Regions from separate parts of the Homo sapiens genome. Here region 2 is linked to region 1. Evidence: read pairs that join two places in POLR2A ChIA-PET (ENCODE). Cell type or tissue: Panc1. All regions are shown on one strand. Links, peaks and the distances in the headings refer to the core of each region. The heading gives the core; the rest is flanking DNA. Region 1 overlaps VEGFC (vascular endothelial growth factor C). Region 2 holds the start of HAFML (HuR (ELAVL1) associated fibroblast migratory lncRNA).

The links. Peaks named below come from ENCODE experiments on the same cell type or tissue, not always from the same donor. Only the 100,000 strongest peaks of a DNase experiment are listed, where the experiment ranks them.
Region 2: POLR2A ChIA-PET joins it to region 1 with 6 read pairs; 5 of 35 experiments call an interaction of 5 or more read pairs at or near these places.

What each region holds. Positions count from the first base shown.
Region 1 is chr4:176,764,673-176,775,878 of GRCh38, forward strand. All of the region lies in intron 1 of VEGFC (vascular endothelial growth factor C), which reads right to left. Among named protein-coding and RNA genes, the nearest start is that of VEGFC, 23 kb to the right of the region's middle. In Panc1, for the core only: no CTCF peak of the experiment used is centred there; no DNase peak of the experiment used is centred there; H3K27ac peaks cover 2,553 bases.
Region 2 is chr4:176,648,841-176,660,046 of GRCh38, forward strand. HAFML (HuR (ELAVL1) associated fibroblast migratory lncRNA) reads left to right here and starts at 5,344. Exons shown (of 3, transcript NR_183975.1): 1 at 5,344-5,436. In Panc1, for the core only: no CTCF peak of the experiment used is centred there; no DNase peak of the experiment used is centred there.

The DNA of each region.
Region 1 (11,206 bases), core at 3,437-8,436:
CTGATACACACAGGCTTCAGAAAAGCTTCTAGCCATGTCATATTCTAATGGAACTGGAGTGATCTGTCTGCCTTTTGGCTGATTACCAGAGGATACACTGAATCCTCTCTAGAAAGGCAAAACTGCATAGTCTAGACAGTTATAATTTTTAAATAAAACATCAAACATTCAATCAAAAGTTTTCAGCAAATAAGAAAAATATCCACAAATAAGACTAACAAAAAAATAGAAAAAATAGACAATAAAAATGAAACTTCAGTTGTGCTTGATATTAAAATAGGTATTGTATACTCAGGAAGCTGAACTGGGAGGATCTCTTGAGCCCAGAAATTCAAGACCACCTTCAGCAACATAGCAAGACTCTGCCTCAAAAAAAAGAAATAGGTATTGTTAAAGTACTACAACTAGTATGTTTGAGAAAACAGAAAGGAAGATGAAGAATTTGAGCAAAGAATAGAATTTATTTTACAAAACAGAAATTTGAGAACTGTAAAATGTAATAACTGAAAATAGGTCTCAATATATGGAATTAATAATATTAGAGCTAAAGAAAGGATTAGTGAACTGGAAGACAGATCAGTAGAAAACATCCAGAGAAAACTAGAAAAAAAAAAGCATAATAGACATAGATGATTGGAAAAGTGACATAGAGATATAGAGCAGATACTGCAAATGTTTAATATATATTTAACTGGAGGATAGAGACTATAAAGAAAAAGGCATATTTAAAGAAGTAGTTTTCTAGGATTTTCCAAGATAACAAAAAGCATCAAGCTGTAGATTCAAAAATTGCTATGATCATCAAACAGATTAAACACAAAGAAAGCTACATCTAAAATACTACACCATAATAGAACTACTGAAATCCAAAGACAGAATTTTTTTTTTTTTTTTTTTTTTTGAGGCAGAGTCTCGCTCTGTCGCCCAGGCTGGAGTGCAGTGGCGTGATCTCGGCTCACTGTAACCTCCGCCTCCTGGGTTCACGCCATTCTCCTGCCTCAGCCTCCCGAGTAGCTGGACTACAGGTGCCCGCCACCACACCCGGCTAATTTTTGTATTTTTAGTAGAGACGGGGTTTCACCGTGTTAGCCAGGATGGTCTCAATCTCCTGACCTCGTGATCCCCCTGCCTTGGCCTCCCAAAGTGCTGGGATTACAGGAGTGAGCCACCGTGCCCGGCCCCAAAGACAGAATTTTAAATGCTAACAGTGAAAATCATTTCTTGTTCAAAGAAGCAACAATAAGATTGATAGTGGATGTAATAAAAAACAGAGGGTAATATGGAAAAAAATCTTTAGAATATAGAAAATAAATGCCAACCTAGAATACTATACACAGAAAAAAAAAGACAATGAAATGCAAAAACAAATATCCTTTGCCATAGCTTCCAAAATGTCTCATACCTAGGTACCGAAAAGGAAGATATGCAAGGTCTCTACACAAAAAGAAAAACTTAAAAATGATTATATAATAGGATAAATGCTATAAGGCCAAAATAGAAAGCCCATTATTGCTAATATATCAGTTTTCCCCAAATCAATTTTTAGATTCAATGGAATCTCAATATCTATATTCAAGGTGATATTAAAGAACAAACTGTAGGTATTTCTGTCAAATATTAAGGTACAATGAAGCTGTGCATGGTGGCTCACAGCTATAATCCCAGCACTTTCAGAGGCTGATGCAGGAGGATCAATTGAACCCAGGAGTTCAAGGCCAGTCTGGGCAACATAGTGAAGCCTTATCTCTACAGAAGAACACAAAAATTAGCCAAGTGTAGTGGTGAGTACCTGTAGTCCCAGGTACTCAGGAGACTGAGGTGGGAGGACTGCTGGACCCTGAGAGATTGTGGCTGTGGTGAGCCATTATTGCACTATTGCACTTCAGCCTGTGTGACAGAATGACACTCTGTCTCAAAAAAAAAAAAAAAAACAAGGAAAAGAAAAGATACTATGGAACTTCAGAATTTCAGGCAGTGTGATACTAATGCCAGAGAGCATACAATCGTAAAACAGAGTCCAGAAAGAAACCGTATAGAGACATGATTTATTTACAAGGGTAATGCTACAGAGCAGCAGAGAAATATGCTAGGTTACCTAGTTATCCAAATTAAAAATAACTAGTCTTGATTTCTACCCTCCCCACTACACAAATATCAATTCCAGGTTGATCGTAAATATAAATCTGAAAGTGAAAAAGCAATAAAGCTTCTACAAGACTATTTTCATAACATTGGATAGACAAATGTTTCTTAAACAAGACATAAAAAATATTAATCATAGAGGAAAAACAAGAAAAAATCACCTTACATTAAAATTAAAGAAATCTGGCCAGTAAAAAAAAAGAAAGAAAGAAAGAAAAAAGACCAGTAAGAGATGGAAGAAGATATCTGCAATACACACAGCTTTAAAAAGCCTGGCAACCAAATCATGTAAAGGAATTGTAGAAATCTAAAAAAAAAAAAAAAAAAAAACAACCAAAAAGAAAAATGAACAAAACACTTAAACAGGCATTTTATAAAAGAGGATATCCAAATGGGCAACAAGCTTGTCAAAAGATGTCCAACTTCATCAGTTTCCATGAAAAGGCAAAATAAAACCACAATGGGATGCTATTACATCACCACCACAATAGCTAAAATAAAAAAGACTAACAATGCCAAGTATTTGGCTGGGATGTGAAGAAAAAATAGGTTGGATATTCATTCTCCTCACTCTCCCTCTGCCTCACCACATTTATGGTGCCTCACCATAGTGAGAGAAGTGTGTGCACTCTACAGTTAGAGCTTCTATTGACAGCCCCTCTCCTACAGTGCCCAGCAATTTCCAGGGCTGATAGCACTATTCGCTCACCTTGCCCCTGCAGGACTAGGGTAGTTAGGACTTCCCACTGTTGATAGTACCTGGATGCTTCATGTTCTTTTGTTCTTTTCTGTTTCCTTGACACTGTCCACACCTCTATAAAATGAACCAGTCGTTAAACTCTTTTAATTGAAACACTGCCAGGGCAATGACTACTATTACTTGATAGAGATTTTGGTTTTTACTTTTTGTGAAGTAGGGAACTATTCTAGGGCCTTACATATAACAGGAGAGGAATATAATGTGACTTACATCCTAAAAGGATTCTTCTTTCTGCTCAGTTGAGAATACACTCTAGGGAGGTGAAGATAAGAACCAGTGAGACTGGTAAACAGAACGCTGCCCTGATCCAAGTGGAAGACGATGGTGGCTCAGGTCAGAGATGTAGCAAGTGGTTAGACTCTGGTTATATTTTTGAAGACACAGCCAAGAGGATTGGATTCCCTGATGAGTCTGAATGTAGGGTAGGAAAGAAAGAAGTCAAGGATGATACCATGAATTTTGACTTGACCAACTCGGAGCAATTTGTTGCCACTGACTGAGTTAGGGAAGGCTATAGGTAGAGCTAGAGCAAATTTGATCAGAAACGGAGAGATAAAAATTTCAACTGGGAATGTTTAAATTTGAAGTGTCTGTTAGCCATCTGAGTGGAAATGACAAAGGCAGCTAGTTATATTTTAAAGTTAAGAAGACAGATTTGGACTAAAGATACAGATATGAAGATATCTAGAACCATGGGACTGGGTTAAATCACTAAGAGAGTGAATAGAAATGAAAAATAATAGAGGACAGTGGGCTGAGCCCTGAACACTTCGACATTAAAAGTTCAAGGAGAGTAGCCAGCAGTGGAGAATGGGATGGAGTAACCACCACTGAGGTAAAATGAGTGCATTGAAGACAAAGCTGAAAAATAATGATCAAACATTGTAAATGCTGCCAAGTAAGAGGATGTTTTATACATATATATATATATATATATATTTCAAATTTTTCTGAGTACTATGATATTTCGACATCTTAAAAAAAAGTTTATGGCTTGGGAGAGATGGCCCTCCAGGGGCTGCCAATCCTTACAGACAGCAAAAACCTCAGCAGGGAGAACACCTTTGGTATGCAAATTACCCAATCCAGAGCCATACCTCCTTTATCTGGCTATATACCCCAGGAGACAATATTCCTCTGCCTTAATTTCCCACTGTCAGGTATCAAGCAACTAGGGATTAATCCTATACCTTAGAGCCTACTGAAAGTATTCAAACCAGCCAGTTCTAAACTGTTTACCCTACTCTACTCTGCCTTGCCTTTACCCTGAAACTCCAGTAAAGGCTGTGGCATAAGCTCTCTCCTCTTTCCTGTCTTCTGCCACATGGAGAACCACCCCCCACCCCCCGTGCTGTGGTCTGTAATGTCAATGTCCCTCCAAAATTCACATGTTAAAATATCAACCCCAGCGTTTTGGTATTAAGAGGCCAGACCTTTGGGAGATGATGAGGTCATGAGGGTGGAGCCCTCAAGAATAAATTGGTACCCTTATAAAAGAGGCTTGGGAGAGCCTGCTTCCTCCTTACCCCTATCACCATGTGAGGGGGACGTGCAACAAGGCACCATCTATGAAGAGTGGGCCCTCAGCAGATGCCCAATCTGCTGGCTCCTTGATCTTGGACTTCCCAACCTCCAGAACTATGAACAATGAATTTTCTGTTCTTTATAAATTATCCAGTCTAAGACACTTTGTTATAGCAGGCTGAACAAACTAAGACACCCTGTGACCCTGTGTGGCATGCGGTGACCTCCTGTCTAAGACCTATGAGTATAATAAACTTTGTTTCATTGTGCCTCTCCTGTGTGTCCTCTTGCGGTCTCACCTGTGACCATCACAGAAAAGCTCACAGAACAGAGAAGTTCTAATAACTGTTGGCTTTAGCAACATGGAGGTCACTGGTATCTTGGAGCTATTTGTTATTTATATTTAATAAATATGTAATTAGCTAGCAGATATTACATTAATAAATGGCTATTTAGATTAATTTTATTCCATCTGTGGGGCCTTTGGTCACAAAACCTCAAATGAGAACCACGAAAGCATGAACATGACTCACAGGGATGGAGTTAGAATTCTAACAGGCCCTGGAGTGGGAACTAATGCTTTATCAGTAGCTAACATGAGACAATGCTTTAAATGAGCTCTGTTACAATGTTGTAACGTATACACTATTTTGCCCAGTTCACAGCCTGACTCAGAAAGCCTGACTCACAGAATTAAGGTCATACAGCTCCTGAGGCCCATCACTAAATTCAAATCCAGTTCTGATTTGGCAGTTTATGCTGTTTCAACCTACCCTGTACTCTCCAGTAATAACATAAAATAGAATGATTAAAGAAGGTTAATCTGAATTATCTGGGAATCAAATCTGGGTCCCTGAACTCCCTGAAAATATTATTTCCTAGTAACCCATGCCAAAAAAATAAGTCAATAAGACATATTCCTATAATGCTTGGGAAGAAATTTCTATTTACTAGAAAGAAGTCCTCAGATTAAAAAATATCTGATAGTTACATATGATCTTAATAGTAGTTCTGCAAACTTGATTAAATATTTAAGCTTCCAATTGTAGTTGGATCTTATCCCTCTTTTCTCATTAGGCAGAAAATATTTAGAAAAGCTACATTAGTAAAAACCAGGCTAACTTCTTTCCACAGCTACCTAATGACTTCAGTCAGTATTATTGTTTAAAATTAATAGGCCACATTTAACAAAAACTTTATATTATTAAATTTCTTCTCAAAACATGTTTAGCAAGAATATCTGGCTACTCATCTTTTTAACCTTGACAACTCATTTCCAATGCAAAAGGGTAAATCCTACTATTAACAGCATTGTTTTTGTGGAAACAGTTTAAGACACTAGTCACTAGCATGATTTTCTAAATATGCTTAGCAGGTTTATTTGGCTACATATGAAGTCTCTTTTAAAACCTGACATATTATTTCCAGTGACCTGAATAGGATATTTATCTGAGAAAGCAGACCAGAATAAAGCCTCTATACAGACTTTCCAGATAGAGAATAAAAATAGTATCTAATATATTTTCGACTTTGAAATTATCTATTTCTGTTATAGTGTCCTCTGGATCACTGCCCCTGAAAAATAGCTGAGCTCCTATTTTAGCAATATATACTCTCTTGAGGTGGTTTCAGAAGATTAGGACACAGAGTTCAATACAAGCTATGAGAATTCCACTGCAGCTGGCAAACACTGAGGCCTGTCATAGACTTTTCTTGTTTTTCCACATGAGAAGCACCTTCTCCACTCCTCTCTTCCATCCACAGGGAATCCAATTCTGACTTGACCTTTGAGATACCCATGAGAATGTCCATTCTTCTACCCCTCTGCCATAATACAACCTACTACTGTCTTTCATTCAATTGAAGGTGCAAGTAACTGATACACACACACACACACACACACACACACAAAGGTATTGCTCTCAAGGACATTTACTTAATTTTTAAAAAAGGAATCAAAGCTTGAAATAAAATAATTAAATTCTACTTTGAAAACAAGTTAACCTGGTTTTTGCTAGTACAGCTTTTCTAAATATTTTCATCCTAATGGGAAAACATCAGCATATGTGACAATTACCCTTATTCAAGTCACATTAAGAATAATTCAAAACATTAAAGAAAATACTACAGTTGCAGGGGAAACAATTTAAATAATATAAACTGGCCAAACCCTAGTGAATCAGATGATGATCTATGGAAACTGACCAACGGAAAATATCTAAAGTTCAAATGCCCTTATAATAGCTGTTTTCTGCCATCTTTTAAATGTCTTTCCATGTCAAATCCCTCTTAAGTTTGATACACAGTCTACTTACCAAAAAAAATTGTTTAACACATATATGATTATGAATTTGAATAATAAAGCAATATTGTAAAATATCAAGAGTAGTAAGGAAATAACAGAGGACTGTATCCAAGGTTTCCATTAACATCATAAATGCACTAAATGCATTTTTGTGAGCTTATGTTTTCCATTTTTGTATTTCTTTCTCTGTGAGTAACGTGTAAGACACTTAAGAGAGGCACAGGTAGACACACTGCAGCAACAAGAAAAGTCTAAGGTTCTTGTTATCTGGTACCAGTGCTGTGGACACGCCACTTGGAAGGAGGAACCACTGTTTTTCCTCTGTGAGGACAACACACTGCATCTGTACCAGGTGTTTTATGGGAAGAGTGAATAAATTTTAATCATTCATCGCCCTCTTATGCTTAGATGTTTGTCATGATCACACAGTGTGGGATCTACAAATCAACACAGGAAAGTTGGAATTATGGTATTCTGTTATCAGAGGAGCCTGTGATCTGAAAATAGCTGATCCCCCAATTTTCATATGACACTTGTGTGAAGAAAAAGAACAGAAATCTCCATCAGTACCAACTGTTCTCAGAAAAGGCACAGCCTAACAGAAAGAAAAGAATGAGCACGTTGGCTGCAGAAAGCCCTATTACGGTTTACACATTAAGAAACGGAGAGGAAACGATCCAAAAGAAGGCAAAATTTGAATATTTCCTGTTTCCAATGTCACAAAAATTACAGAGTAAAAGTGAAATCAACACCAATATGTTAAAGAAAATATTTTAATGTTATATTTACTTAATTTGACATTATTTAATTGGTCTTACACTGAAATCGACACTACTCAAATACTTTTTCAAGAGGAGTGGCCTTCAAGTTTTTCCTTTCTCTGTTATGCGATTTGACACAATGAAATTAGCAAGTTTAAGTTCTCATGTTTTATAAGGTTTTCATGTAAGTGCTACCTCTCCAAACTGGAATTTTAATCTTTTGGACAGTCAAAAGGTCTTACATGGTAGCATTCATCTTTCTTTCTTAAACACAATACTTCAGTAACATTAATCTTTCAGGTGGGTATACAAAGAGTACATCAACGTTGCAAACAACCTGGAGAAAACAAATCTAGAAAGTACAATGACGCAATGTCACAAATGTGGTTGCCTCCTGCTACAGCGTGAATGTGTTCCCCAAACTTCATGTGTTGGAAATTTAATCCCCAATGCAAAAGCATTGAAAGGTGGGACCTTCAGAAGGTGATTAGGTCATGAGGCTCTGCCCACCTGAATGGATTAATGGTATTATCTTGGGAGTGGGCTCCTTATCACAGGAATGAGTTTGTTATATAAAGTTCCACCTGTTCTTGCACTCTGGAGAAATCTCTCCTGATGTGATGCCTTCCACCATGAGAAGACACAGTAAGAAGGCCCTCACCAGACACAGCCCTGCAACCCTGGACTTTCCAGTCTTCAGAATTGTGAGGAAAACTAATTTCTTTTTATTATAAATCATCCAGTTTGTGATTTACAGCAACATAAAACAGACCACGATACCTACCCAAAGTACATTCATTCTCCTTTCCTTCTTTGTGAAAAGAATTTCAATATTGTTAGAAAGTGCATGTATTTTCTTTATCGGCTTCTCTTACAGCCAGGAATGGCAAAAATGCACTTCTACCTGAGAAGATGTAAGGGCAAATCTACTGGGGATTTCAGAGAAAACTTTTGCTTTGGTTTGAATGTGTTAAGGCAACAACCTCCTCTCTCACTATTCTTTCTTCCTTGAAATCAGACATAAAGCTGCACAACAATCAGCCATGTTGTGACCACGAGGAATGAAGCACAGAAGGCCAAACTCTAAAAATGATCAAGTGAAAAAAGCACAGGAGTCTGGACATTGATGATATGATGTTGCTCCATGTGGTACCAGCCCTTAAACGCCCACTGGGGCCTTTTAGTTACTAGAGAAAAATAAACTCCAATTTGCTTTAGCCACTACAGTTAGATTTTGTTACACACAAACAAATCCCATTTTAACTGATACTCTCAAAATAGTTAGTGAAATCACCAGAGAATGAAATAAACTTATTTTACAATTTGATCATACCTATAAAAATAATAAATGTCTTCCTAGTATACAAAAAAACAGAAGCAGGGGAAAAATTTTAGAGAAGGAGACCAAAGAAAGAAGAATAAAAGCAAAATTTTAAAAAGTGAAGGCAAATAGTAGAGAGGTTAAATAAAGATAGCACTGAAAATTGATGGGAAGCAGCAATAATTTTCATGTGTAGGTTTGTTGTTGTTTTTTAAGAGACAGGGTCTTGCTCTGTTTCCCAGGCTGGAGTACAGTGGCACTATCACAGGTCACTACAGCCTTGGACTCCTAGGTTTGAGCGATCCTCCACCCTCGGCCTTCGGAGTACTTGGGTATATGCCACCATGCCTGGCTAATTTTTTTTAATTTTCATTTTTATTTTTTATTTTTGTAGAGATGGGGTCTCACCGTGTTACCCAGGCTGGTCGTGAACTCTTTTTTAATTACAGCTGAGTCATTAGGGTGAGGTTATATTTAATATACTTTACTTAACACAATAAAAATTTGAGTTATTAAACTCAACAATGCTCATCTTTAGAAGTCCAGAAAATTCACTTATAGAGGCGGCTTCATTTGTTTAGAATATTAAATAAATGACAAGTTAGTATTCTCTGCTTGTGAAATTTACTGGTTCCCTGTGCATTGCTAGGAAAAATAACAGAATCAATAATACATATTATACAGTTTATTTATGATATGTCACTACTTGCAATTATTAAATAATATATGCTATAGGACTACTTAATATTAATTTAGCAGATAATTTTAATAGAATGAAACTGCATAATAAATAAAAATTTTGATTCATATTTTGAATTATTAAACCCAGCAAAAATTATGAGAATTAACTTTATGAGTGTTAGTTTTTAAATAAAATAGAGAAGAATATGTAACATCATTAATAACTTTGAAAGCCACAGAGCCAAATGAGTGAATCACTTCTGCTCGTCACTCAGCCACTATTATTTCGTTATGCTAATTACACAGTCTATGTGTTTGGAGTCTGTTAAATGTTTATTTTTGTGGCAAACAACTATCTTTGCATATGTAAAATGGGGACAACATGTGAAAGAGGAGAATATGAAACCAAAAATTTAAGTATCAAAGAATCAAGAAATGGAAAAATATAACCAATCCTATAAAATGATCCTCCCATATACACTCAATAAGTAAAAATACACTTCATGGTCCAGACTGTCTTGAAGATATATTACACATTAGAACATATGCTTGTTAGTGGGTGCAGCGCACCAGCATGGCACTTGTATACATATGTAACTAACCTGCACATTGTGCACATGTACCCTAAAACTTAAAGTATAATAATAAAAAAAAAAAGAATGCAAAAAAAAAAAAAGAACTTATGCTTTACTGTTGCTTTCTGCACTTGAAACATCTTGATTTGTATCCTCTAGATTGTCAGGTAAGAATATCGTTAGAGATCAATTGGTCCAGCCTCAGACTAGGGCAAGCTTCAGCCCGATTGATCAGATGTGAACACCTCATATGGTCAAAGTGCCTTGAGCAGAGGAAATACACTGTGCAGATAATACTGACTCACAGGTATTATAACAATCTACCAGATGGGAAATAACGTGGCAGAAGTGACTTTTAGATATTTACCCTGGAGTGGAGGATGATAAATCCACTGCTCCAAGTAGAAGCAAGTAACCTGCAGACAGAGGGCTTGTCAAGTATAAAACCTTTAATCATTTCAGATATACTACGGATTGGCCTATGGGCTCCAGCTCTAGAATTTTACAACTGAGAAAAAAAAAGTAATGAAAGAGAAATATGTTGTGTTCATAAATAAACTATTAGAATAAATAATTTAAACAAGATTATATTTCTTATTTATCATTTGATGTTGATTTTTTAACCCAAAACCTTAACTTGAAACTCTTAATCAGTATAAAAGAGCTTGAGTATATTTAAAATTGTGTTGGACAGCCTGTTTCTTAGGATAACTCTATATGTCAGCCAATCACATTTTTTGAATCACCTCTAAACATTCCATTGACTTTTGTAATTGCAGTTAAAACAGTTCATGTGACATATGCAAGCAGTTGTTGACAGATGAGAAGATAAGCTTATAGGCCATGTATTGTATTTCCAGCTGTTTTAAATTTAAATTAACATTCTTTCGTAATTTCTAATTTTGATGATTATGATGACAAATTCAGGCTTGCAAAAGCCTAGACTCAAACTAGATTTTTGAATAGTTCAAGTGTTTAATTACTTATTAATCTGAATGAAGTACGTAATATATTTTCTTGTTTGCATTTGTTTTTACTATCAGTTCTGAGACTTCTCATCCAAGTTTGTCCTCTCTCAGTTCTTTCTAGTTACCATTTCCCAAACAATCAGAGATGGTCAAGGGTCATTCCCACGCT
Region 2 (11,206 bases), core at 3,405-8,404, 120 kb before region 1:
GCGGAAGATATCCACTGCACTCCAGCCTGGGCGACAGAGCAGACCCTGTCAAAAAAAAAAAATTATAAATATATAATAGGTTCAGTAAACATACAGGATTCACTCTACAGAAATCTTGCGTTGTAATGTGTAATTTAGATTACATTATAGGTAATGTTTCATTACTTCTTGATGTCTATAATTATAAATCGATATATATACATTAAAAAAAGGATCCATTTTAACTATTAATGCCCTTTGTTCTATTTCCCCCACTTATGGAATGTCTGAAAATAAATATATCATCATATTTTATAGCTACCCACTTTCAGTAGATATTTTTACATATTTTTAGTGCCTAAGTACTCAGGTACCATCACCCGTGTTACCACTTGGTTTCAAAATGCACATGAATTTCACCTTTACAAAATTAGATGTAGTTCAAAGCCAAATAAAAACACATTTCTGGAAATGAATAATTGTATATGGATGCTATCAAGATAGTCTTGGCTTATGCGCCAATAACAAACTTCCCCCAAATCTCTGTTCGCTTCATACAGCAAAAGAAGATTTCTAAATCTACTCTGAGTCAGGACAATGGCCACCTGCTATATTCTTTGGCCTTTTGATTTCAGCATGAGGCCTCCTCAATAGTTAATCTTGAATGAAGAGTGTATTATTATTATTATTTTGAGACAGAGTATTGCCCAGGCTGAAGTACAGTGGTGCGATCTTGGCTCACTGCAACCTCTACCTCCCGGGTTCAAGAGATTCTCCTGTCAGCCTCTGGAGTAGCTGAGATTACAGGAGCGTGCCACCAGGCCTGGCTAATTTTTGTATTTTTAGTAGAAACAGGGTTTCACCATGTTGGCCAGGCTGGTCTCAAACTCCTGACCTCAGGTGATCCATCCACCTCGGCCTCCCAAAGTGCTGTGATTACAGGCATGAGCCACTGTGCCCAGCCAAGAGTGTATTATTTTGCTAGCATTGATGTAAAATATGCCACAAACTAAGTGGCATAAAGCAACAGAAATGTATGGTCTCACAGTTCTGGAAGCCAGAGGTCTAAAATCAAGGTGCAGGCAGAGCTCTCTCTCGATTCTCTTAGGAGGAATCTGTTCTATGCTTTTCTCTGAGCTTCTAGCATCACTGGTGGTGCTTGACAATCCCTATCTTGCATCTGTGTGACCCCAGCCTCTGCCTGTGCATCGCTTGGTGCTCTCTCCTGGTGTGTCTTCGCATCATCTTCTCATAAGGACCCCAGTCACGTTGGATGGAGGGCCCACCCTCCTCCAGTGTGACCTCATTGTCGTCTACCTAATTACATCTGCAAGAACACTATTCCCAAATGGGTCACCTTCTGAGGTACTGGCGATTAGGACTTCAGTATATTTTGGGAGGTATACAACCCAACTTACAACAAAGGAGAAGAAAGTAAGGGGGAATTGCACAGTGACCCTTCAATGCTTTGGTCAAAAGGTGGCACAAGTTGCTTCTGCTCACAATCCCTTGGCCAGAAGCAGTCACATGGCCCCACCTGACTACAAGTGAGTGAAAACACATCATTCCCATGTGCCCAGAAACTGACAAGTATAAAGCCTAATGGTTTGGATTCATAACATGTGGCTGATCTTCTGGGAAATGTCATCTGCCTCTCTTACTGTGTGGCTTTAAAACATGTCTGCAAATTCTCAGACAATCCTCTCACACAAGGTGGCGTCTAAATGTCTTCTGAAGATGGACAAGCCTTTGTGACCCACTTTTATTAGAATGTTGTGAGGCTCGATTAGAAACAAAGCTGCTGTGGGGCACACGTCTTGGCAGCCCTGAGGGGGCACCTAAGAGGCCCTGCTCTCCTGAAGCCACCATGCTGGAAAGACCATGTGGCAAGGCCACAGACAAATAGAGATTATGGAGCCCCACTGATGTTAGAAAGTAGCTATTTTAATATTCCCAGAGCCATCCTCCCACAGGGGTGAGTGAAGAAGCCCTCATATAATTCTAGCCATCAGTCTTGAAGTCCCCCAGTCACAGCTGAGGCCTCATGGGGCTATGCTGTGCTCAGCTGGAATTCCTGACCCACAGAATCTGTGAGCAGAATAAATGTCACTAAGTGTTGGGGCGATTTGTTGTATTTCCATGGTAATGGGCACCATGCTATTTATATTTCTCTGGCAGGATCAGTATCTTGAGAAGAGGGGTAGATGCAGAGGCAGATGTGTCTCTCGTCTTTTCCACGTGAAAGGAGGAGTGGCATATTCTGGAAAGAGCTGAAAGCAAGAGGCTTGCTTCCTGGTATTGCTTAAAAGAATTTAAAAACTATTCAGAAAGTAAATATATTATTTTTAAATATCCCTTCTGAAGATATTCTAGACCTTCTCTTTTCTTTTTTTCATTTCCAAAAATCTTTATTCACTTTTTAATTGATATTTGATAGATATACAAACTTTCAGGGTACACGTGACAATTCCATACATTCATATAATGTATAAAGATCAAATTAGTGTTATTGGGCTATGCATCACCCTAAATATTTATCTTTTCTTTATTCTAGGAACATTTGAATTATTCTCTTTTAGTTATTTTGAAAGGTACAATAGATTACTGTAAACTGTAGTCAGCTTACTAATCTTATTTCTTCTAACTGTATATATTTGTACCCATTGATCAATCTACCTGTCTCTTTTGTAAACAGCCTTTATTAATAGAAAATTGTACATATAAATAAATCCACTTTTTCAACATGGAAAATTGATCTCATCTTCTCATATTCTGATTTCAGGAGAAATCACTCTTCTTATTTATCTACTTAAAAATTTTACTAAGTTGTCTCTTTATGCATTTATCATTTCAAAAAATTACAATATTAACAGTGATTGTCTCTTGATGATAGAATTAAGTGAATTTAAAATGTTAGTCCTAAATTCGTTTATTTTCTGAACATTGTATAAAGAATTTAGATTCTTTTTATAATCTAGTTTAAAGTGAAAATAGCTTTTGAGAAATATGACATGTGATATCAATTGATTGAGAAGGAATGGAATAGGCACCACAAGGGGCTTAATGACACCAGGAAAAGTTTAGTGTTAGGAAAAGAAAAGAAATACTTGGGAAAAGTAGAGGGTCCAGTCCAAACTTATGAAAAACCAGACAGTGGTAGAAAATGCTACTGGGATTTTTGTGGAGTTCTTTGTAAGCTAGAAGGAAGATTCTGCTTCTGATATAGAATTCAAGATTGTAAATTAAATGTTTAGGTAAATAATATAATCGGAATAGTGTTTTAGGAAGATGATTGTATTCATAGTGCTTCATTTCAAATATAGTGAAAAATGGGGGAGAAGGGAATTGATAAAATAACGCACAGTTGCTTACTTCCTACTTAGAAGAATAAAAGATGTTTGATGATGGACACAAGCTGATCTGAGAGTCAAGGCAGCTTTACAGAGGGTAAAGAAGAAAACTCCTATAATAAGTAAGTCTGGCTGTACTGTGTTCTTCCTGAACAAAAGAACCGTGTATTTCTCTGTAGACTCTCTAGAAATAAACAAAGGAGTTAGTTTCTACGGATTAGGTCCTTCTTAAATAAAGTCCCCACCCAATAAACTAGTTTTAAGAACTAGTAGGGGCGGGTCACCGTGGCTCACGCCTGTAATCCCAGCACTTTGGAAGGCCACGGCAGGCAGATCACAAGGTCAGGAGTTTGAGAACAGCCTGACCAACATGGTGAAAACCCGTCTCTACTAAAAATACAAAAATTAGCTGGGTGAGGTGGTGCGCACCTGTAGTCCCAGCTACTTGGGAGGCTGAGGCAGGATAATCACTTGAACCCGGGAGGTGGAGGTTGCAGTGAGCTGAGGTTGCACCACTGCACTCCAGCCTGGGCAACAGAATGAGAGCAAGACTCCATCTCAAAAAAAAAAAAAAAAAGTTAATATGAAAAAGTATTACTAGTTCTTTTTTTGTTGTTTTTTGTTTTTTGAGATGGAGTTTCGTTCTGTAGCCCAGGCTGGAGTGCAGTGGTGTGATCTTGGCTCACTGCAACCTCCGCCTTCCAGGTTCAAGCGATTCTCCTGCCTCAGCCTCCTAAGTAGCTGGGACTGCAGGCACTCACCACCACGCCCAGATAATTTTTTTGTATTTTTAGTAGAGGCAGAGTTACACTATGTTGGCTAGGATGGTCTCCATCTCCTGACCTTGTGATCCGCCCACCTTGGCCTCCCAAAGTGCTGGGATTACAGGCATGAGCCACAGCGCCCAGCCTCCTATTAACTTTTTAACTGACTATTATTTTTGTGATTGTCACTTTGGATTAATAGTGATTAGGCAACTGAAATATAGCTCTCAGCCCAACAGAAGTGTTATATTGCTTGAATTCTTTTATTGGAAACACATTGGGCAATTCAAAGGAATGAGCAAAGAATCAAATAGAAGTTGGAAACAATATCCAAACAAGAAAACAATTTGCATTACCTCCTGACAGTTAGTTTTAAACCTTGTCTTACTAAAAGTGTGACTCTTCAATCTATAAACTGACCACTTCCTTATTTAAAATCAAAAGTTGAATATTTGAATTAATCTTCATTTCCAAAAGTTAAAAAATTTCCAAGAGTTTAGAAAAGTTTTCTTTAATTGAGGAATAAAACTGTAGAGTTCTCCTCAGTAATATACTTCCAAAATCCTTTATCCTTTCAGCTTTTGTTTTTTTCTTTCCAAACTCCAATGACAGAAAACAGAAACCAGCTCTGTGCTTCCAAGTTTCTGGAATAGTTGCAGATGAGTCAATATAAATGCCAATTTTCTGGTCTGGTCTAGAGTGAATATTTTGGTGATAGTTTTGATAATTTTTGATACCTGGTGCTTTTGAATCCAGTTACAGGAAAAATGCAGCAATTTCTCACTTTTGTTTTTATGGAGAAAAAACACTCAAGCAAGTCATGTTTTTCTAAGTTGTTGTGGTTTTTTTTTTTTTTCCAGTATCAGAGAAAAAACAAAAAACATCTGTTTTCCTTCAAGTCTTTGTGACTTTCCATGTCCATTCCTCAGTTATTACCAACTGAATATAAAGTGGGTGATTTTTCTAGGATGCTTTCTGAAGAACAGGAATAAATAAACTTGGGAATCTGATATTTCTGAACCATAAGTTCTGCATTTTGGATTGGCAAGGAATTCTCAGCTCCTAACAAACCAAACTATGACCTAGGTTAACTTGCTATTTGCATCTGGTTTGCACTCACCTCATGGCATCAAGCCATCTCCATGCATGTGATGGTGGAAACATTTGCAAGACGTGGCAGTGACAACAAAGGTAGCATTATGACCTCAGGGGTGTGTGTAAGACTTGGGGCTTGGTCTGCAGTAGGAGACAATTATTCTGCAATCTTCCTGGTCCTGCCATTAATTTATTTAAGTCCTGGAAGAATACTTAAATTGGTCTCAAGTTCCATCAGCAAGATGGGAGTAAGTATACATATCAATCTCAAGGGCATTATCTGAATCATGACAAAAATAGATATTGGTTACTTAACTTTACAAATCATTAGAGAGAAATATAACTAATACTATAGTACACTCTTCTGAAAACTAAGATTGTAATAGAATTAATAGGACATTTCCAGGACTTATAGGCATTATATTTGAAATCAAATTTTCCAAATGTTTATTTTTTCTCTCATTCATCTCAAATTCTGCCAGTAACCATGCATTGATATAAACTAATATAGCCCAAATGTGTAACTACCATTATACCTAAAGTTAATCTGATATATTTATCTGCTGATGGTTTATTGCTCTGCCTTCATTTAGTGTTACAGATGCAAAGCTGGACACAATAGTGGATGCTTCATAAAGGATACTGATAAAAGAAAATATACTAAGTATCTGAGGCGATAGAGGATGAAGTGCAACACTGTGCTTATAGCCCAGCTGCAGCTTTATACAGGAACGGCAGGCAGGGCTGAGGAATTTCTTTTGAGTGCCCACTGTGTACAACACATAGCACTAGATATCCTTTAATGTACTAGCTCATTTAATCCTCATAAAAACCCTTTGGAATGTGAGTTATTTGTTCCTTTTTTCCAAATGGTAGAACTTGAGGTTCATTGTGATGAATGAAGGTGTGTGTAATCACAGCGTTGGTTAGAGGCAGAAGTAGAAGTCAGAGTTCTCTCTGACTCTAAAACTTAGACCCAGCTGATAGGCCACTTTCACTTCCTAAGAGCTGAAACTGGCCATCTAAGTAGGAAGGAATGAAGGTCAATTCGTGGCTTTTGTTTGTAGTTTTTACAGTGTGGCTCCATTGATGATAGCAAGTTATCTGTTAGGCAGAATTCTAAGATGACCCGTGACCTTCTTCTGCTGGATGTTCCTCTTTTGATCGTGTTATATTACGAGGCATGGAGAGTTTGCAGATGTTGGGATTACTGATCAATTGACCTTAAAATAGGGAGATAATCTCGGTGGGTTTAACCTAAACACATGAGCCTTTTACAATTTTCTCCAGCTGCTTGCGGAAGAGTAAGTCAGAAATAATCTAAGCATGGAAACAATTCTACGTGAGGGAAATTAATCACTGCTGATATGAAAGCTGAAACAGATGGCTTAAGGGATGAGAGTGGTGCTAGGGGCCCCTGGTCAACCTCCAGCAAGACAACAGGTACTCAGCCCTGCAACAGCCAGGAACTCAATGCTGCCCACACCGTGAATGAGTTTTGAGGCAGATTTTTCCCAAGAACCTCTAGAGAAGAGTCCAGGCCAGCCAACATCATTAGTTCAACCTTGTAAGGCTTTGAGCAGAATCAGCTTTCTGGACTTCTGATCTATAGGAAGGTAGGCTAATAAACGTGTGCTGTTTTAAGCTGCTAAATTTCTATAATTTGTTTTGCAGCAATTGGGTTACTGGTCAAATTAACATTGTTTGCACTTACACATACTAGTATTGTTCTTGACACAGTTCTTAATTATGAGTTTGGTTGCCTACTGGAATAATTGGATCAATGTATTACTTTTCTTTAGTATGAGATTTCCTCCACTGGAAGACTTGCTCTTCTTTATTTGAGCAGGTTGATGTGTGCCAAATCAGAATAATGCATTTGATTCTGTCAACTTTTAGTTCGTTAAAGATAATTTATTTTAAAAGAGTATAGAGTTTGGTCTAAAATGTAATATTTTCTATATGTTCAAAAAGTGGACCATGTTTTTAATAGGAGATGCAAAGGCCTACCTGGTAGTGGAATGCTGGCTACAAAATGAATATGTCTGTGTTTGTGAAGGAAAGAAGTTATTGCAGAAAAAGTGTCTTGTGTACTGTTAAGAATTAAAAAGGCTTTGAATCCACTGGAATATCTGGCAACTTTGCTATAAAGTCTTGTTTTCATTAAAATGGTTTGGGCTGAACCTTTCTTTGATAATTTAAAATTCCTTTCCACTCTCCCTCCTCCTTTCTGCCTCTAACTCCCATGCTTAAAGCATCACTGGTATTTTGGCAAATCAGGCTAAGTTAAAAACAAACTACTTGCTTACATATTCTCCAGCATCTGTCTAGCAGTCACACAAGAGTGCGCTGGCGCTTTCTTCCTGCTGCTCTTGTGTATGTTTCCTGTTGCCCTTATTACTTACTGGCCTAATTATCCCTATCCAGGAGTTCTATATTCCATGGAAAGCCTCATTGCTGAAATGGCCTAGACACGTAAACAATAGCATCTGTAATGTCCGTGTCTATTCACTTCTCTGTTTCTTTCTTTTTTTTTTTTTTTTTTTTTTGTTTGAGATGGAGTTTCGCTCTGTCACCTAGGCTGGAGTGCAGTGGCGCCATCTCACCTCACTGCAAGCTCCGCCTCCCAGGTTCAGGCCATTCTCCTGCCTCAGCCTCCCGAGTAGCTGGGACTACAGGCGCCCGCCACCACGCCCGGCTAATTTTTTGTATTTTTAGTAGAGATGGGGTTTCATCGTGTTAGCCGGGATGATCTCCATCTCTTGACCTCATGATCCACCCACCTCGGCCTCCCAAAGTGCTGGGATTACAGGTGTAAGCCACCGCGCCCAGCCACTTCTCTGTTTCTTTAGTCGTTTCTTCCTTTACTCTTGTATTCTTCGATCTAGCCTTGTTTTGGTTACCAGTGTTATGTAACCAACTATTATTTACCTAGTACTATAAAATTGCAACAGCTGTGTTACACTCATTGATTCTATGTGTTAGGAATTCTGGTAGGGCACAGCAGAGATGGCTTATGTCTGCCCATAATGTCTGTGGCCTCAGCTGAAGGTGATTCAAACATCTGAGGGCTGGAATAACCTGAGGTCTTCTTCACTCAGCAGCCCGTCTGGTGCCCTAGTACCTGAGTTGATGTGACCCAAAAGCTGGACTAAGGGCCAGGCATGGTGTCTCACGCCTGTAATCCCAGCACTTTGGGAGGCCAAGGCAGGTGAATCACCTGAAGTCAGGAGTTCGAGACCAGCCTGGCCAACATGGTGAAACCCGGTCTCTACTAAAAACATAAAAATTAGCGCATGGTGGCACGCGCCTGTAGTCCCAGCTACTCAGGAGGCTGAGGCAGGAGACTCACTTGAACCTGGGAGGTGGAGGTTCCAGTGAGCCGAGATCACACCACTGCACTCTAGCCTGGCTAAGCTCTAAAGCCATTAAGAACCCTAGAACAGTTACACCCAGGACTGTGTGTACACCCAGCCTGGGTGACAGAGTGAAACTCCGTCTCAAAAAAACAGAACAAAAACAAAGGCTGGACTCAGCTGGAAATGTTGACTGGAACTGGGTTAGGATATTTACCCACTGGACAGGCTGCAGGTAGGTGTTCCACAGTTATGGCTAGGTTCCAGGCTAGTTCTGAACCCACCCAGACCTGTAGCTAGGTTCTGTGAGAAACATACCAAGGGGCGATGTCCAAAGAGTGAGGGTCTCAAACATCCCAACCATAAATGCATTATGATACTTATGATCTGGTATTAAAGGTCACATAGCAGCATTTGCACATGTAGTTGTACTCTATTGGTTGAAACAACTACAAGTCCACCCAGGTGCAAGAGAAGGAGACATAGGCTACACTTTTTGAGGGGAGAGTAGCAACGCACATTTTAGAGAAATATTTTGAATGGGATCTATTTGGTGGCCATCTTTAGAAAATGCAGCATGCCACAATCTGCCCTAGGGCTACAACAATTTGTATCCCACTGACATGCAAAATAAAAACACCCTCTCCCAAGACCCCCAAAAGTCTCCATTTTGACTTTCATTTTAGACTCAAGGTCCAGAATCTTATCATCTAAATTGGGTGATATGGGGCTGGGTGTGCCGACTCATGCCTGTAATCCCAGCACTTTAGGAGGCCCAGACAGGAGGATCACTTAAGCTCAGGAGTTTGAAACCATCCTGGGCAGCTTAATGAGACCTCGTCTCTGCAAAAAACAAACAAACAAAAAACAAACCTAAGTGAGCGTGGCGGCATGCCTATAGTCCCAACTACTCAGGAGGCTGAGGTGGGAGGTCACTTGAGCCTGGGAGGCCTAGGCTGCAGTGAGCTGTGATTGCTCCACCGTACTCCAGCCTGAGTGACAGAGTGAGACCCCATCTCAATCAGTCAATCAATCAAATGGGTGATATGTAAATAAGACACCTCGAGTGCAGTTCCTCAAGTATTTCTTGCAATCTGACCTGTGAATGTAAGAGAGAGGTTATCTTTCTCCAAAACACTGAACATACAATAGTCAAACCGATATAGGATAACCACTGCTATTCGAAAATATAATCACTGTTTCATAGCAATTCTGAAATCCAGCAGGGAACATGTTACCAGTTCCTTGATAAGGCTTAGACCCACAACCTGAGAGTTCTTCTCCGCAGCTCTTATATTCATCCTGGGCTCTTTGTTCCACCCGAGTCATTTTTCCTTTTTATAAGGAGTAGTCCATGTCTACAGCTAAGCAGATTTGTATTTGTCTGTTTCTTTATTTTTTAAATCATGTATCTTGCCAGTAAAAGTTTTGGAGTTCAAAAGCCTTTTTTCATTTGATACTGTCTCTGTCCCTTTTATTCCCATCTGATATAATTTCTTTAAAAATGTTGTGGGTTTGTTGTATGTCAATTTATAAGTCTAACATTTTGAGAGGGAGTCTCACTCTGTCACCCAGGCTGGAGTGCAGAGCCAATCTTGGCTCACTGCAACCTCCACTTCTGGGTTTGAGAGATTCTCCTGCCTCAGCCTCCGAAGTAGCTGGGATTACAGGTGCCCGTCACCAGGCCCAGCTAATTTTTGTATTTTTAGTAGAGACAGGGTTTCACTATTTTGGCCAGGCTGGTCTCGGATTCCTCACCTCAGGTGATCTGCCCACCTCGGCCTCCCAAAGTGCTGGGATTACAGGCATGAGCCACCACACCCAACCTGGAATAACATTCTTAAGACCTTTAGAAGCCTTAATATTTTTCTTAACAGAGACATGCCCTGAAGATGGTTTGAAAGCTTTTGGTCCATCTCAGTGTGTCTACAGGGCACAAACATAAATTTTTCCGAGGTCTGCATAAAGGGTTTTGTAGTCACATCTAAGGTTTCATCTTGATTCCAAGACAATGTTTTTCTGCTAGCTCTCTGGATTTAATATTTGAATCAATGACTCTTTCTTAATTGAGAAGCCTTTTCTGTCTGGAAAGACTCTCCTAAACCCTTGATAGTTGTTCTTGAAAAGGAAGAGTTTATTTTTTAGTTAATTTCTCTCTGCTCTCACATTCTACTATAGCTGGCTAGAAGAAACCACAATGCACCTTACACTCTTCTTCCAAAAACCTCCTTACCTTGATTAAGTTCATTAGCATATTTCTTATTTTCCGTATTACTGGTGGTAACTGTGTTGACAAGCTTTCTACCATTATATATACAAGTTTCCTTCCTCTAGCTTCCAATAACAATCTCCTCAGTCTCTTTCACACTTTCACTGACTCCCTTTTTGAGGACTGTGTTACTTTTCTGTGGAAGCTACAACAAAGTACCACAAGCTGGGTAGTTTAAACCAACAGAAATTTATTCTCTCACAGTTCCAGAGGACAGGTCAAAAATCAGTTTCATTGGGGAAGGTCAAGATATTGGCAGGGCCATGCTCCCTCTGAAAATTCTTTTTTTTTTTTTGAGATGGAATTTCACTCATCACCCAGGCTGGAGTGCAATGGCGAGATCTCGGCTCACTGCAACCTCCGCCTCCTGAGTTCAAGCGATTCTCCCGCCTC